Linked DNA regions of Homo sapiens: region 2 is linked to region 1. Evidence: read pairs that join two places in POLR2A ChIA-PET (ENCODE). Cell type or tissue: PC-3. All regions are shown on one strand. Each heading gives the region's core, and the rest is flanking DNA. Links, peaks and the distances in the headings are about the cores only.

What was found. Peaks named below come from ENCODE experiments on the same cell type or tissue, not always from the same donor. Only the 100,000 strongest peaks of a DNase experiment are listed, where the experiment ranks them.
Region 2: POLR2A ChIA-PET joins it to region 1 with 8 read pairs; 6 of 35 experiments call an interaction of 5 or more read pairs at or near these places.

What each region holds. Positions count from the first base shown.
Region 1 is chr22:31,865,744-31,868,663 of GRCh38, reverse strand. All of the region lies in intron 33 of DEPDC5 (DEP domain containing 5, GATOR1 subcomplex subunit), which reads right to left. Among named protein-coding and RNA genes, the nearest start is that of YWHAH, 77 kb to the left of the region's middle. In PC-3, for the core only: no CTCF peak of the experiment used is centred there; no DNase peak of the experiment used is centred there; H3K27ac peaks cover 1,597 bases.
Region 2 is chr22:31,923,176-31,926,095 of GRCh38, reverse strand. LOC105372998 (a long non-coding RNA gene) reads left to right here. Exons shown (of 3, transcript XR_001755494.2): 3 at 1-801. Among named protein-coding and RNA genes, the nearest start is that of YWHAH, 20 kb to the left of the region's middle. In PC-3, for the core only: no CTCF peak of the experiment used is centred there; no DNase peak of the experiment used is centred there.

The DNA.
Region 1 (2,920 bases), core at 244-2,743:
CTTGAGTCCAGGAGTTCGAGGCCACCCTAGGCAACACGGTGAAACCCCATTTCTACAAAAAATGCAAAAATTAGCCAGGCGTGGTGGCACACGCCTGTAGTCCCAGCTACTTGGGAGAGTGAAGTGAGAAGACTGCTTCACCCGGGAAGCGGAGGTTGCTGTGAGCTGGGATCCTGCCACTGCACTCCAGCCTGGGCGACAGAGAGAGACCCTGTCTCAAAAAAATAAATAAATAAAATGAAGAAAATAAAACAAGGCTTCTCAGTCTCAGCAGTATTGCCCTCTGGGGTCAGATAACTGTTTGCTGTGGGGGGCTGTCCTGTGCATTGCTGGATGTTCAGAAGCATCCCTGGCTTCTACCCACTTGATGCCAGTAATACTATCAGCCCCAACCCCCAATTATGACAAATAAAAATGTCTCCAGATATTACCAAATGTCCCTTGGGGGGTAAAGTTCCTCCTGGTTCTCATAGAACCATTTTGCTGTTCTATAGCAGGCTCAATGATTTGTTAAAAAAATAACAATAATAATAAAAAGGACCACACAGGTTTTGCTGGCACCATAAACACACAGAGAAATGCAGCAAGAGACAGCTTGCAATTACCAATTACCACCTGCCTCTAACCAGTAAGGTTTACCATGCTGTAAATTTAAATGAGACCATGCCGTAAATTTAAATGAGAATAAGCTAACTAAAGGGGACTAGAACCAGCTCTTATGCATATAAGAGTGGCTCTTAGGCATTGCCTTCTGGGCCCCTGTAGTGGGGTTCTCTCATGTACTATAACAAGAATTGCTCTACCAGCCTAACGTGAAGGCCATTACCAGAAATGCACATTAGTCCTGCAGTCCTATTTTGGTGGGAGCCGGGGTAGGGGGTGGTTAAAGAGTTGTCCTCTGGATCAGGAATTGGGAAACATTTTTTGCAAGAGACCAGAGAGTAAATATTTCAGGCTTTGTGGGCCATAGGGTCTCTGTCACAACTACTCAACTTTGAGTAAGAAAGTGAGAAAGCAGCCACAGGCAATATGTAAATGAATGGGTGTGGCTCTATTACAATAAAACTTCATTTACAAAAGCAGATGGTAGACCAGATCTGCCCTATAGTTTCCTGACCTCTGCTCTATCTATGTATCACACAATGTGTATCTTTTAAGAGGCTGCACAGAAAAGGCATTTTGTTTAGATCCTAATACCAGGAAAAGGTATGCTTCTCCCAAGGAATCTGGTTGTCTTTATTTTATAACCACTATGAGTCTTGGAACAGAGGTTTCCCACTTTTCTTTGGCTACCAGGAGGTTCAGAGCTGAATTTGGCACAAAATTCTATCTACTTTACAAGGCCTTATATTACATCCTGTCTTATTTTTTTTCTTTACCTGAATTTCCCCCATCTAGTCATGTTTTTATTTTAGGGGTTGCATTTACTTCCATGATCCACATGAAATAACTTTTTGGAATAAGATCAGTGGTGAACAAAGATAAATAGCAGGTAGGATGGAGAGAATGGCAGATGTCGCACGTAGATTCCTGGCAAAGAGCCAAGTAAAGGGAGATGCCTTTCATCTTAAGAATCTTATGAACCTTGTCCGAAAAAAGGACTCCACTGAACATATGTAGATACTCCCCCCTCCGCTTTAGAGTGGGCTAGACTTAGTGATGTGCCTCCAATAAATGGAGTATAAAAAAGGAAAACATAGTAACTTCATAGTAGAGATGGCTAACAAATATGACATTAACCAAGTGATGAAGGAGTGATGAAGATTATCGTCGCCAGTGATGTTGTGTGGATCTCAGGTACCTACTGATGTGATGTGATGAGAAGGGCACTTCCCCTCTGGGGTATTCTTTTTGAGTATCTGTAACTCCAGTCTAACCATGAAAAAAAACCTCGGACAAACCCAGATTTGGGGACATTCTACAGGACACCTGGCCAGGACTCCTCAAGGCTGTGAAGGTCATTTTAAAAAGTAAGGAAAGGGCTGGGCGCGGTGGCTCACACCTGTAATCGCAGCACTTTGGGAGGCCGAGGTGGGCGGATCACAAGGTCAGGAGATGGAGACCATCCTGGCCAACATGGTGAAACCCTGTCTCTACTAAAAATACAAAGATTAGCTGGGCATGGCAGCGTGTGCCTGTAATCCCAGCTACTTGGGAGGCTGAGGCAGGAGAATCGCTTGAACTCGGGAGGCGGAGGTTGCAGTGAGCTGAGATCACGCCACTGCATTCCAGCCTGGCGACAGAGCGAGACTGTCTCAAAAAAGAAAGAAAAATGTAAGGAAAGCCTGAGAAACAGTCACAGATTAGAAGAGACTGGGAAGCCAGGCAATGTGGTACCCAAGATTGGATCCTAGAATAGAAAGAAGACATTAATTGAAAAAAATGGCAAAATCCAAGTCTGGCGTTTGATTAAAAAAAAACCAAACCTCTCAGCAGCAGCACCAATCCCCAATTTCCCCCCACTTTCTGGCACTCCCAAGCTACAGGAGAAAGTAAGGGAGGGAACCCTGTTAGAGATGCCTCTGAGATTAGCACCACCCACCACAGGCATCCCCCATGGGTCTTCTACCTTCCACCTCGTGGGCTTGTCACAGCCCCACTTTCTCATGCTGGTGGGTCATCAGCTACAAGGAAACAGCTGGATCTGCCAGCCCAGCTCTCCACTGTGCCTGGAGGCTGGTAGAGATGACACTCCCCTTTGTCTTACCCGGAGACAAATGGGCTAAGTGGGCTCCTGCTTTCCAGTCACTCAGCTCCTGCCACGCAGACAGAGGCATTGCAAAGGGATCCACAACAGAATCCCATATGCCTTGCAGAGAGGGAAAGCTTGGGAATAACTTGCAGACCCACAGCTCAGATGTTCTCCAAGGTTAAGATTAGGGAAGGGGAATATTATCCCAAATTAAAACCTTCTCTCTGC
Region 2 (2,920 bases), core at 113-2,612, 58 kb before region 1:
CATGGCCCAATCATGTCCATTTTATCTCCTAAATGGCCCTCAAGTCCATCCACTCCTCCCCTCCCCCCATCACCTCCCCAGTCCAAGGTTCCATCATGAATTTCCTGGACATCTACATTGGCTTCCCACAGGCCTCCGGCTTTCACACTTGCTCATCCCATCCCCCGCTTCCATCTTCTGTAACCACAGCCAAAATAATCTCTTAAAAATACAAATCTGATCCTGTCACCTGCTCCTTGCTTAGAACCTCTAAGAATCAAAATCAAAATCTTCAGCATGCCCAAGAGCACTGCATGGTCAGGCCTACTTCCCAACTTTATCTTGCCCTGTGCGTGCCCTTCCCTCTCTTCCTGAACATTTTTTCCTCCCCAATTCTTCTACTTAATCCTGCTTACCCTGTAGTTCTCAGTTCTATGGTCACTTGGAGAGCCTTTGCTGACCTTCATGACTAGGTCAGATTGCCCTGTGATGGACTCTCCTAGCACCATGTGCCCTTTATGTCTGTAGCACTTATCATTGTCACAATTTTACCCTTATTTACTATTATTTGATTTATATCTGCAAGCCCTGCCTCACTCAATTTAAGCTTCATGAATGCAGTGATTTTGTCTTGTTCTCTGCTTGAAACATGGATGGATGGATGGATGGATGGATGGATGGATGGGTGGATGGATGGATGTTTGGATGAACATGAGTTGGATGAGTAGGTGTATGGATGGATGGGTATATGGATGAATGAATGTTTGGATGTACAGGAATTAGATAAATAGATACATGGATGGATGGGTATATAGACGGATGAGTGAGTGTATGTATGTATGTATGGATGGATGCATGCATGCATGAATGGATGGATGGGTAGATAGATGGATAGGTGGATGTTTGGATGAACAGAAGTTGGATAAATAGGTGGATGGATGGATGGACAAGAATTTGATCAATAGGTATATGTATAGATGCATGAATGGATAGATGGATGTATATATGGATGGATGGATGGATGGATGGATGGATGGATGGATGGATGGATGTTTGGATGAACACGAGTTGGATGAGTAGGTGTATGGATGGATGGGTATATGGATGAATGAATGTTTGGAATCAAGCGATTCTCGTGCCTCAGCCTCTCGAGTAGCTGGGATTACAGGCATGAGCCACCACACCTGGCTAATTTTTGTATTCTTAGTAGAGATGGGGTTTCCCCATGTTGGCCAGGCTGGTCTCAAACTCCTGACCTCAGGTGATCCTCCCGCCTCGGCCTCCCAAAGTGCTGGGATTACAGGCGTGAGCCACCGCACACGGCCTCATAAACTGTTTTTCTCTGTGAGTCTCTTCCTCTCCACCAGAGAGTGGCATTCCTTATTCCCCAGGAATTAGTAAACTCCCTGGAGACAGATGTGCCAGGAATGTGCCCACATCTCACAAAATGCCCTTTTGTGGCCTGGGCACCCCTTCTTTCTTTTATTTTTGAAACAGGGTCTCACTCTGTCACCCAGGCTGGGGTGCAGTGGCACGATCTTGGCTCACTGCAGCTGACTTCCTGGACTCAAGCAATTCTCCCACCTCAGCCTTCCGAGTAGCTGAGATTTCAGGCACATGCCACTATGCCCAGCTAGTTTATTATTAATAGTAGCGGTAGAGACGAGGCCTCACTATGTTGCCAAGGCTGGTCTCAAACTCCTGAGCTCAAGCAATCCTCCCATCTTGGCCTCCCAAAGCACTGGGATTACAGGCGTGAGCCACTGTGCCCGGCTGGCACCCCTTCTTTCAATCCTCACAGGACTCTGAGGGAGGCGTGATTTACCCCCATTTTAAACAGCAGGAAACTGATTTGCCCCGGGTCACACAGATAAAAAGTGGTAAAACTAGTGCTGAAACCCAGGTCGATTTGAATCCAAGGCCAAAATCCTTAACCAGTACCCGCAGGCGGGGATAGTCCCTCCAACAGCCCAAATATGGCTGCCACACCTGTGCCTGGCCACCATGGGTGGGGTAGCCCATTCTATTGTTGAATTCCTGCCTGTCAAAGAGTTTATTCTAACCCACTTGAAATATGCCCCTCTGAAACTGCTACCCAGTGACCCTGACTCTGCTCCCTGGTTACAGAACCAGTGCTTCCCCTCTTCCACATGGCAGCCCGTCAATAATTTACAGCCAGCCGTCCTGTCTCCCCTGCATCTGATCCTCTCCAGGGAGGGGTGGCAGAGGGGAGAGACTGCAAACCTGGAACTACAAAATCCAAGTTCTCATCCTGGCTCAGCCACTGTCCACAGACCAGTAAATTTCAAAAGAAAATTAAATAGGTGATTTTGACAAACAAGGACACTGAAAAAAATGGCCAACTCCTAGCACCCTTGTTTCATAAAAGAAAGGGCATCCTGACACAGAAAAAAGTAGGGCAGACAATTTCAGAATTAATTTATCTTCATAAAAACTCCCGACTTTGTCCCTGTTTCTCTGATTTCACCATGTCCTGGTGCTGACTCTGTGGGGGACTGGCCCAGGTCTGTAGGCCTTTGAGAACCTTTGCTCCAACCCATTAAAGAAAACACTGCTGGCCAGAAAAACCAAAGTAGAGGATTCCACCATCAGGACACGGTAAGTGACCCTGTTTGAAGAGGGAAGGAAGAGCTGAAAGTGCCTGGCACTGAGAAATGGCTGAGCTCAGGAAATGAGACAGACTTCTCCATTGCATTGTGGTTTCATATCCAGTTTCTATCTCAGCTTAGAGGGACAAAGGCTTTTCCTACTCCACGGGTACCCTGTGACCACCCAAGGTCACGTCTCTAGCCGGCAGAACTCACTGGAAGTCAAGAAGGCTGTTTCTGTCCCATGGCAGGAGGCCAGTGAGAAAGGCTGGTTTTATTCAAAGGCAGCAGATTTTCTCTTGGGGAAGTTTTGGGCTTGGTCTGAAGGATGA